2 separate regions of the Mus musculus genome follow, and region 1 is linked to region 2. The links are chromatin loops, found by intact Hi-C in ENCODE. Cell type or tissue: heart. All regions are shown on one strand. Each heading gives the region's core, and the rest is flanking DNA. Links, peaks and the distances in the headings are about the cores only.

Region 1 (5,510 bases), core at 180-5,179, 150 kb after region 2:
TTCCATTATAAATATAGTAAACAGGTAGAGAGAAACACATGCAACATTGTATCACAAAGATCTGGACTGTGATCTTGAACACAGTAATTTCCATAATCCAGAGGCTAAAGCAAGGAGAACATTGGTTGTTGGCCAGCTTGGGATACAGGGCAAACTTTTGCCTCAAACAAAATACAAGCCCCCCTGCAAATATGCAGTATAAATGTGTCAAAAACAAAGACAACTCAAAGAGAAAGAGAAGGGGGGGGGGAGAAGGGGAAGGGAGGGGAGCATTAATTATAAGTACTCTGCCCCAAAAGTCTGGTTACCTGGGCGCAAATCCTGAGAAGCCACATAAATGTGGAAGGAGAGAACCAACTCTACAAAGCTGTTGACCTCCACACAAATGCTGTGGCAGAAACCTCCCCAAATAGTAATAGAGTAAAAAATAAAGCAAAGCCACAAATGGCCATCAATGATCTCAATGTTTGGCTTCACTCAAGAAGTGGGAGATGTAATTTTGGATTGTCAGAAATAGAAAACTCTAGTGTAATTTCTGTTAGTGACGCCTCAGGCAAAGAGGACACACTCAGGAACTGCTGACAGTGGTGCACATGGCCTTATGCAAGAAAATCTGATGGTGCTTATCAAAACTACACGTATAATTGACTCTACCTTAACACTGAAAGCAAGCCCCACGACACACACACAGGCATTACTGTGGCTTGTAAGTCTATTATATTGAGATCCTAAATGCCTGTATATAGGAGTGATACTATGGCCACACAACTGATATTGTACAACCATGGGGTTTTCTTTTCTTTTCTTCTTTTTGTGATTGTTTTTCTTTTGGGACTCACTATATAGTCCTGGCTTCCTGGAACTTGCTACGTAGACCAACTGTGTCTCAAACTTCAAGATCTACCTTCCTGTTTCCTGGGATTAAAAAAAAAAAAAAAAAAAAAAAAGATGTGCACCACCACACTTCACTCTGTCCAGTTGTTTTTCTTTTTTTTCTTTTTTGGTTTTTCGAGACAGGGTCTCTCTGTATAGCCCTGACTGTCCTGGAACTCACTTTGTAGACCAGGCTGGCCTCGAACTCAGAAGTCCGCCTGCCTCTGCCTCTCGAGTGCTGGGATTAAAGGCGTGCACCAGCACGCCCAGCTGTCCAGCTGGTTTTAGAGGGAAGATTCTATAATCATTGTGAAATCATCCAGAATATAGTGTAGGTAGGCAGCCAGAAGAAACACTATGTAGTCTACTAATTTATTACAGGTTACAAAGAGTAAGAACTAATATGTATATATCTTACTTATGCAAGATGAAACAGAAGGAAGAACCCAAAGCACTAAGACCAATATGCTAGGTGAAGCAGATGGGAGAATGTCAACACATACAAGAAAGGGAGAGAAGGGTTTTGTTGTTGCTAATTCACACCAGAATCCCGGGGAACAAATGGTGGTTTTAACTGTCAGCTACAGAGTGTGTTTGGCATGATTATGTATACAAATAAATGGCGAACCATGTTTTGAAAATAACATCAATTCTATTTTAATATCATTTAAAGACACAAAGCAATTTCTCTAGCCAGCCCTTTCTGAGGATTTTAAATTTTTTTTGGCCAAAAACATAGAATGTAGATATAAGCTGTGGGGAGGCTTAGTAAGAAAAAAATGGTGTCTTTAGTAAACTAAATAAAGTCTGATAAATTTCCTTTAAATTCTCAATGCACTATGGAATCCCATTAGTTCTGTAATAATCTTTATCTCCAAATTCTTACTTCCCATCTTTGGCATGCCTAATTTCCTTTGAATGAATGTCTTTGGTCATATGTCTGCATCTTAAATACCAAGAGCATATAAAAATAGCCGTTTTAAATGCCTAACCCTCTGGAGTATTTCCATCCATGGTCACTTAAATGCAGAGCTGGTATTCAGAGCACTCGCACTGAGATTTTGCTGTTATCCAAGTAGGCAGCTCTGGGGCACTGCTAGCACACCTCGGTGTGGTCAGCACACAACACTTCTTTCATTTTTTTTTTTTTTTCACTTTACCTTCTTTCTCTCTCCTTTTCTCCCTCTTTAAAAAGAAAATTTGGAGTTTTCTTGGGGGCAGGGGAAGGTAATACCAGAGATTGAACCTAGGAATTTATGCTTGGTAAGCTATGCTCTACCACTAAGTTTTAGTCCTAGACTATTTCATTTTTAATCAGGATTGAGCTAAGTTTAAATACATGTCTACTGGTTACTTGTTAATTTTTTTATTGCATTTACTTAACGTGTACAGGTGTCTCTGCATATGGCTTCCCATCACTTGGGTGCTAGGGACTGAACCCAGGTGATCAGGTACCTCATAGGCCCTGTTTTCTTGATAATCACTGAAAAGCACAGGAGCTCCTCAGCACACACATTATCTCTGGCTGCTTAAGCAGAGTAGTAATGATGCCTTACCCTGGTGACACAGGTCCCTACGATTACACCACTGTGTGAACTGGTTCCTAGGCGGAGCTGCTCCTATGTGCCTAGAGAATGCGCATTTAGCATTTCTAAACTGCAGCAGCAAACTTGTGAACTTCTCTTGCATACTAGTAGCTCCTGAGGATGGATTGTTCCTTTTTTTATATAGTTTTTTTTTTTTTAAAACTATGTGTAAGGTCTCAGGCAATTCATATGTCAGAAATGAGCTAAAGCTAGAGTATAGTAGGATTTCTGGTGGTTAGATAAAAGTCTAGCATCCCTCAGGAACCTGTGAAACAGATTTTCCTTCCCCAAAGGAAGTCATTTCCCTTGCCTCTGGCAGAAGGAACATCAGAATGGACATATAGCTCCACTGACATGTACCCGTGGCTTCATGTCAAAGCCCCTGATAGACTCTAGGCACCTATAGTCCCTAATCACAAGTACCTGTTATACATTTCAAAATACAGACTACTTCTTTTTCTCTCTGTTCTGAACTCTTCCAAATGCCTCTGCTGTTTTCTTTCTCTTATTCATGATATAAACGTCCCCCAATAGAGCCTCTGCTTTGACAGTTTCGTTCCTGCACCCCTAACATACACAGCCTTAGCTAGCCTTGGAATTATGGCAATCCTCCAGCCTCAGCCTCAAGACTTGGATAACAGGAGCATGTTTCTCCATCGGTCTTGGAAGCCAGATCTTCCAGAAGAGGGTATCAGATTTTTTAGTTATAGGTGGTTGTGAGCTGCATGATTTAAGTGCGGGGAACTAAACTTAGGTCCTCTTTAAGAGCAGCAAACATTCTGAGGTTAAACTTTGTAAGATTTGACAACCAAACGTTAATAATAAAGCATCAATGCAGTAGCATTATGATACCCATTTATAAGATGTCTGTCATACTTTCATGTCTTCTTAAAAACCAGTATACCTGTAATTTCTCCCAAATGGAAATGTAATAGCTTTTTCAGGAAGACAAAGAGCTGTGACTGTGGCCAACCTATCCTATGCAATTCACATCTCTTTCAATTAGATCTTTTCATGAAGAAAGTGTTGTCCTCATTTTTTCTTTCTGGCCCACAAGTATGTTTCTTGAAGCATGGCAAAACAGCGGCATTGTTGTCAAAGGGCTAAAAGGCTCCTTTTCCCTATAATTTTCTAAGAGTGTTCCAAGACAGTCTAGATCTTACCTTACATGTTTCTTGTTGCCATGATCGCACAAGACTATTACATGGGACCATTGCTTGCCCAGGTTTCTTCTCTAAACCTGCTAGTTTGGGACATGCTCAGATAAACAATGTTTTATTTTTGAGACAGGATGTCATCTATAGCCCACGGTGGCCTAAAATTCACTATGTAGCCCTGGTTTGCTTTGAGCATATAATCTTCCTGTTTCTGCCTCCAAGGGCTAGGACTACAGGTATGCACCATCAAACACAGCTTCTCACAGGAACAGTTTTATAGAGAGACTGTTATTTGTGAACTAACAATGACTATCACATTTTAATACACAGATTAAAGACAGTGACTCAAATGTTTGGATAACACTGAGAGGCAGAGAGCACAGTGTAGGGAGGAGGTAAAGAGGACCAGAGAGACTGCGAAGAAGTTACTATTTAATTTATACTCTGAAAATTATGGCTTACATATAGGAGATATAATAAAATTGGTTAGATCTACTATTTATGAACAAGTATGTAGAATACTACTACAATCTAATAAACATTTTTCTCCCAGGTAAATATTTATGTGATAATTCAGTATTTCATAATTTAAAAGGTAAAATGTCAAAAATATCGAGTGATAACTGTGACAAAGAGTTGCTCAGAATTTTATATACGTTTGATTGGGAAATATCTTGATTTCACTCTTTTATCTACAAGTGTGTGACATGTTTGAGTATGGACACACGTGTGCCATGGCACGTGTGCAGAGAGTAGAACACAGTTCCTGGAATTGCTTCTGTCCTCTTTTAGGTCTCAGGTGTCTAACATCAGGAATCTGTGGCAAGTGCTTCTCTGGTGAGCTATCTTGTCAGCATAGACTAGGAAATATTTTGATTGATTCTTGGGGGAGGAAATATGACAGAAAAGTTCATTATTTCCATACCAGAAGAACACAAGGAAAGTGAGAACAACAAAGTGTCTGGGACGTAATGGTTTCTCTATGACGACTGGAATTTTAGGATGCTATTTTAAGGTTCTCTAATTAAATGTTTCTAGGAGAATTAGCCACTAAGAAATAAATGTGGGCTTTTTTCAACTTGAAAAAAGACAGAACGTACATACTGCTTTACAACTGTTGGCTATCAGGCTGGCTGTCTTCTTGAAGGTCTTCTCAAGGTAGTGGGCAAACCTTTCATTCTCATTTTCTTTTGACCCTAGCTGAAGAAATTCACCTATCAAGAAGGAGAAGGGTTACTTGAGATACGGTTTTATTGCCTGGCTAAATACCAGAACTGGTATTCTAAATAAAAAAGAAACATCAGAACCGACTTACCACGCACCAAATCTTCAATAACTTGGGCTAACATAGATACAACAGCTGTGTTTCCAATCCGTGCCAGAGCTACAGACGCTGCAGAAAGAATTAAATCTCCAGCAAGAACAGCCTGGAAAAAAAGAGAATAAAACATCACAGATAAAAAAGTTCACAGCTAGCTCAGCAGTTAGGCACTTGCCTAGCATACACAAAGCCTAGGTTTGATACCCAGGATATTAATGTTACCAGAACAAATTATCAGTTAAAAATTATACAGTCAAATTATATCGTACACTTTACATGCACACTAAAGATATACATCAGTACTACTCTGTTACACAGAAATGCTAGAGTTCACAGAATGTTTTACTCATAGGATTTCATGTTTTAAAAAGCTAGGCTGTCACAGAGAAGTGGTGGAGCATGCCTTTAATTCCAGTACTCTGAAGATGGAGGCAGGAGATTGCTTTGAGTTTACGGTCTGTTTGGTCTGCATGGCAAGTTCTAGGACAGCCAGGGTTACACAGAGAAACCCTGTCTCAAAAAGAGAAAAGAAAGAGAGAGAGAAAGAGAGAGAGGGAGAGAGAGAGAGAGAGA
Region 2 (5,510 bases), core at 215-5,214:
GGGGACTGAAGCTTGGCCTTCAACATCCTAAGTAAGTGCATGCCAGTACTGGAGGAGGCCAGAAGAAGGCAGTGCACTCCCCAGAGCTGAAGTTATAGGTGGGATGGGCACTGGGAAATAAACTTGGGTCTTCTAAAAAGCAGCAGCACTCTTAACCAAGGAAGCACCTCCCTCACCCTCATTACTGTAAACTATAAATAAAAGTTAGGCAAAAAATAACAACAGCTTCAAGATCTCATTGCAAAATAATTCAAAGCCAACCAAATAATTTAAAATAACTCTGGAAAGACAGCATAAAGGCAGAGCACTTGCTTCGGATGTTGAAAGGCCAAGGTTCAATCCCAAATACTGCCAATAAGTAAAGAAATACAAGTGAACAAGTCACTAAATAAAGTATTACAAGCCATGCATGGTAGAGCACATCCAAAATCCTAGGACTCAGAAGCAGGAACAAGAAAATCTCCCAAATTTGAGGCCAGCTTGAGGTACACAGCAAGTTTTTGTCTAAAAAACAAAATACAAAAAAAAAAACTACAAAGATATTTAGCATCATTGTAGCAGATGTTGTTCAGATATATCAGTTAGCTTTAGGGACAGTGCATTAAGTGCTGACTAGCACACGTGCCTTTTTGTCTTTTTCCACAGGGAGGGGGGTTGTCTCTATTATTGATAGCTTCATGCCTGCTAAATGCCTACTCTGTCATCCAGCCAGGCCTGCCCCCACCCTTTTTTCTTTGAATATTAAACTCAAGGTCCCTGGCAACCTCTATCACTGAGACACAGCACACCACATCTGTTGCAAGGTCCATTTAACAAGTTTATCTTAATTTCTCAATACAAAAAAAAACAAAACAAAAACAAAAAACAAAACAAAACACCTTGGATCTTGCTTTGTAACCCAAACTGGGTAGCCTGCATTCCATTATATATAGATTTCTTAATACATAGAATATAAAATAATGAAGTAGTAAGAATAGAAAGATTGGGTCTAACATCAATTTTCAAAGATATATCAAATGCAGGGCTTAGAGAAGTGAACACACTACTTACATGAAATTCTGAAATCATACCTTCCTATAAATACTCCTAGTGGAACATTTAAAAAATCTCCATATCTGGAGCTGGAGAGGTGGCTCAAGTGTTAAGAGCACTAGCCACTCTTCCAAAGGACCTGCGTTCAAATCTCAGCGCCCACATAACAGTTCATGATCATAACTGTAACTCCAGTTCCAGGGGATCGGACATTCTCACACAGACATACTTGGGGGCAGAACACCAATGTAAATAAAATTTAAAACAATTTTTTTAGTAAATGTCTAATTGAGTTCTTATGCTATTTTCTTTTTTGTTTTTTGAGACAGGTTCTCATTATCCAGATCAGACTGGCCTTGAACTCGTAAGATCCAACTGCCTTTGCCTCTGGAGTCCTGAGATTAAAGGCATCCATCACCACACTGGTCTTATTACTCCTTCCTTCCTTCAGCTTATTTGGACTTACCCTTTAGTCTTCACTGTGTTCTCCTCCAATACAAAGTGAAACATAGACAACACCATGGAGCCTAGAGCTTCTACACAGTAAGCAAGTGATCCACTGCCAAATCAAAGCTCCAGCCCTCCTGATCCTCCAAGAAAGCTGGCATCGCAAAGCAGCCTGTGCCACTGATTCTGAAGGTGTGCAGGAACTAAATAAGGGCTTTGTACATGCCAACACATGCCCTACAAGCTTCCAAAACTATGCCTCCGGAAAATTTCTTACTGGAATGAACTATGCTTACTACTAATTTTTTAGCCAAATGATGATACATGAAAAGTGGGAAGATAGCTGGGCAATGGTGGCACACGCCTTTAATCCCAGCACTTGGGAGGCAGAGGCAGGCGGATTTCTGAGTTCGAGACCAGCCTGGTCTACAAAGTGAGTTCCAGGACAGCCAGGGCTACACGGAGAAACCCTGTCTCGAAAAAAAAAAAAAAAAAAAAAAAAGAAAAAGAAAAGAAAAGTGGGAAGACATTAAATACTATACAAATATAGTAATGTTATGTTTGACTTGGCCTACAAATCTAGCACACACAATAAAAATGCTTAAGATAATTTTAATCTAATTTATTATGAAAAGTAAATCACAATGCAAATGGATATAAAATTTCAAAGTAAAAGTCTCTCTTCCCAAGCTTCTCTATTTAGAACACTGAAAAAAAAATTTAGTGATGGAAAAAAAAATCCTTAACACTGGTCAGACAAAATTATAAAAAGTTTTACAAGCTGTTGCCAGGATACACACAAAGAAAACCGTACCTGACACATCATAGTCAAAATAATCATTTTACACGAGAATATAGTTGTCCTTTCCTTTCCGCTTCATATCAAAGTTTCTGAAGGTTCGGATTACACTTTTGAGTTAGGTAGCACCAGACATCCCTCCCCAGTTTTTGTTTTTGTTTTTTAACTTTCCCAAATCCACAGTCATTAAGTGATAAGACTTGTTCTCAAGAATATAAACTACTTAAAACCTAGATAATACGTCGCCTTTGGCCTCAAAAATCAGCGGTAATTAATTAGCATTCAATACCATTCTTTCAATTACATTTCTTTCAATTACATTTCTTTTAATGACAGAGCGAGAGGGGGCGCTAAATAAGGTAGACTAGAAGCAGCTGGAAAAGGTCTTTTACCTAGAGCCCACTGCACATACCATTTTTCGGCAAACTCTGGATCACCTTCACGGCCGCCTCAAATCTGGTTTCATACACTGACGGTGTGTCCGCCATCTCCAGCTGCCAGCGCCGGCCTCGGTCCCAAGGTCTGTCCGCGGTAATCACACAGCAGCAGCAGCACCAGCTTCCCCAAGAGCCTGCATGAAACTGAACACCGAGCGCAGCAGCGGATTAATGACAGGAGCATAGCTGGTCAATTCCCCTTTGCCTGCCCAATCAAGGCCACATCAACTCAGGTGGCCCGGTTCCTTCCTCCTTCGTGGGGCGTGTCTAAGAGTACATCCCAGCCAACAAAAACAGCCAAACAACTCACCGCGAGGAAGAGCATCTCTAGCAGCAGGCCTTGGAGGTTGAGCCGCCCGTGATAGCGGACCCTTTCTCCCACCCGGAAGATGCCGGCCAACCAATCACACCCCCCATTCCTGAGAAGTTCTGCCGTCGGTGGGCAGCCGCCCCACAGCCCCGCCCCAGAGTCACCGGAGGACCCACTAGCCTCCGCCGCCGCGGCCGCCGTGCAGCAAACCCCACCCACCCGCTCCGCCGCGGTGACGTGCACGGGCTGCGCGTTCTCAGAGGAGGGGAAAAGAGGCTGCAAGGCGCTCCGGCTGGGGTTGGTCTGTGGAGAACCCGGTGCTTGTTTATGTTCGGGCTGAGGACAGCAAGCCTGGTGACGCGCTAGGATTCTATGCCAGGTCCTAAAGGTGGCCCCTGGATACCGCTAGTGTTTAAAGAAAAGAAAAACACAAGAGTCGGTGGTCCTCAATGCCTAGCCTCGGGGTTAAACCGGAGAAGGGAGTGAATCATAAAAGTGGCTTCAAAACTTCTTTTGACATTTACTCTCTGTGACCTAGGAGAAGGCACTTGACCTCTTCTGTGGATATACAACACGCTAAAGGGGAGAAAGGGAGGATTAAGGGCAAGGATGGAAGGGCTTAGCCCTGGCCCCCAAGTCTGGGACAGCTTTCACCGTCTGGCCCCAAGGGTGGCCGCGGAGAGAGCAAAGGTGAGCGGTGGCGGCCTGCTGCGCAACACCTCCACTACCCACTCTCCAGGCCCAGGAGACAGGCACAGCCACGTCCAGCTCCGCCGGAGGCTAGGGATGGAGATGGTCGGTGAACAACGTAATGCCCGCGTTGTAGGCACTTAGGAAGCTCCCCGCAGGCGTAGAGTGCCGTGGCCTGGAAATCTCAAGGACGCCCCGCTGGGAACGTCAGTTTTGTCGGTTTAGGATGGGTTGGGAAGATTACTCGTAAAAATCTAGTTGCGAACTATAAGTCACTCTTCCCTTGGAGCCGCGATGTCGGCATTTACCTTGATATAGCCAAATGACTGGCAAGGCCTGTCCGTTTTGTCTCGACGCCTGCCCCGCACCTTGCCCCCGCGGGCTTATGGGAACTGTAGTCCCCCGGCGCTTCCGGACACCTTCCTCTGTAGGCTGGCGTAGTCCCCCTCCGGTTCCGGTTCGGTTTTTCCTTGTAGCCCACCCTTCCTGTGTGTGGCGGAAGTTCCTTTCTTCCGGATTGCGTTTGGGGCGTCTCCGAAGTACTTCTTAAGCTTCGAGCAGAAAGGAATCCTCTGACATAGCTTGTTTATCTGGGTATTGAGAACAGTGTCGTCTGAAGAGTTCTTTCAGGGCTCATGCGGCCTGTATTCAAAAGTACCCCAGAAACAGTTCCGGACTCACTGATCGTTTAATCAAAAAGACCAAAGGCACTGGAGGAACGCAGGCTTCACTAGAGAACCGCTCCCTAGTACTTCACCGCCTTCATATGTGTGATGTTTGGCAAACGTATGATCTGTTTCAAAAGCACTGTAAGGTGTTGATAGATGAGGAAATGATAGTTGACTTGCCCAAGGTCCTAAAATTTAATGATTTAGCAAGCGAGTGTCAGTCAAATCATAAAACCTGCTATGAATATGTGACTTGTCCTAATCATGTAAAAGGGAAACACAAGTTTTCTAACCTTCTCAACATGAGAACGCTTTGTGTGTTTATCTTTGCCTCACCTACTCTTTTCTTGAACTTGGGTGCTTCTCAGTCACTCCTAGTATACTCAGGTATATATATTCTGAAAAAGTGTTGGGTGTTTATTTTTAATACTTGATTTCGACAACTGCTCATTAGACTTATGTAATGAGCTACCCTACTGGTTCTGTAGATCATTAGTTACTAATGACAGACTAATGACAGCATATTTTGCCAGTGATTGCACTGAATTTATTTATTATAATTTGTTGTTGTTGTTTTCAAGACAGGGTTTCTCTGTATAGCCCTGGCTGTCCTGGAACTCACTCTGTAGACCAGGCTGGCCTCGAACTCAGAAATACACCTGCTTCTGCATCCCGAGTTATGGTGTTTCATCACTGCAATAATAACTCAAACTAACACAGCTGCCTATTACTTGAGAGAAGTTGCACGTAGGATAGTTACCAAGATGTGGAGCAGGAAGTAGAAGAAAATTGTGGGAATTTAACTCATGGGAATAAGTTATAAATGGATAAGAGTAGAAGCTCTGATGTGATATAGTGGAATGACTAGATAATCATGTGTGGTATGTTTCAAAAACTGGAAGGAAAATGTGATGTTTTTATTTCAAAGAAAAAATTCAAGGAGATAGATAGCTCTGGTTAAGAGCACTGACCACTCTTCCAGAAGACCCAGGTTCAATTCCCAGCACCCACATGGTGGCTCACAATGTCTGTAACTGTAGTTTCATGGGCTCTGACACCCTCTTCCTGCTTCCTTAGGTACCAGGCATAGATATACCCAAAACATGTACCCAAAACACTAATACTCA

What was found. Peaks named below come from ENCODE experiments on the same cell type or tissue, not always from the same donor. Only the 100,000 strongest peaks of a DNase experiment are listed, where the experiment ranks them.
Region 1: it touches region 2 in a loop (2.0-fold over the local background); 5 of 42 quality-filtered maps call a loop at or near these places.

Annotation. Positions count from the first base shown.
Region 1 is chr2:22,914,735-22,920,244 of GRCm38, reverse strand. It overlaps Pdss1 (prenyl (solanesyl) diphosphate synthase, subunit 1), which reads right to left. Exons shown (of 11, transcript NM_019501.3): 6 at 4,932-5,043; 7 at 4,721-4,830. Among named protein-coding and RNA genes, the nearest start is that of Pdss1, 22 kb to the right of the region's middle. In heart, for the core only: no CTCF peak of the experiment used is centred there; no DNase peak of the experiment used is centred there.
Region 2 is chr2:23,066,800-23,072,309 of GRCm38, reverse strand. It overlaps Acbd5 (acyl-Coenzyme A binding domain containing 5), which reads right to left and starts at 3,238. Exons shown (of 14, transcript NM_001355637.1): 1 at 3,026-3,238; 2 at 2,691-2,859. The coding sequence starts at 3,040. In heart, for the core only: CTCF peaks have their summits at 2,639, 3,989 and 4,190; DNase peaks (open chromatin) are centred at 3,249 and 4,149; H3K4me3 peaks cover 2,909 bases; H3K27ac peaks cover 2,375 bases.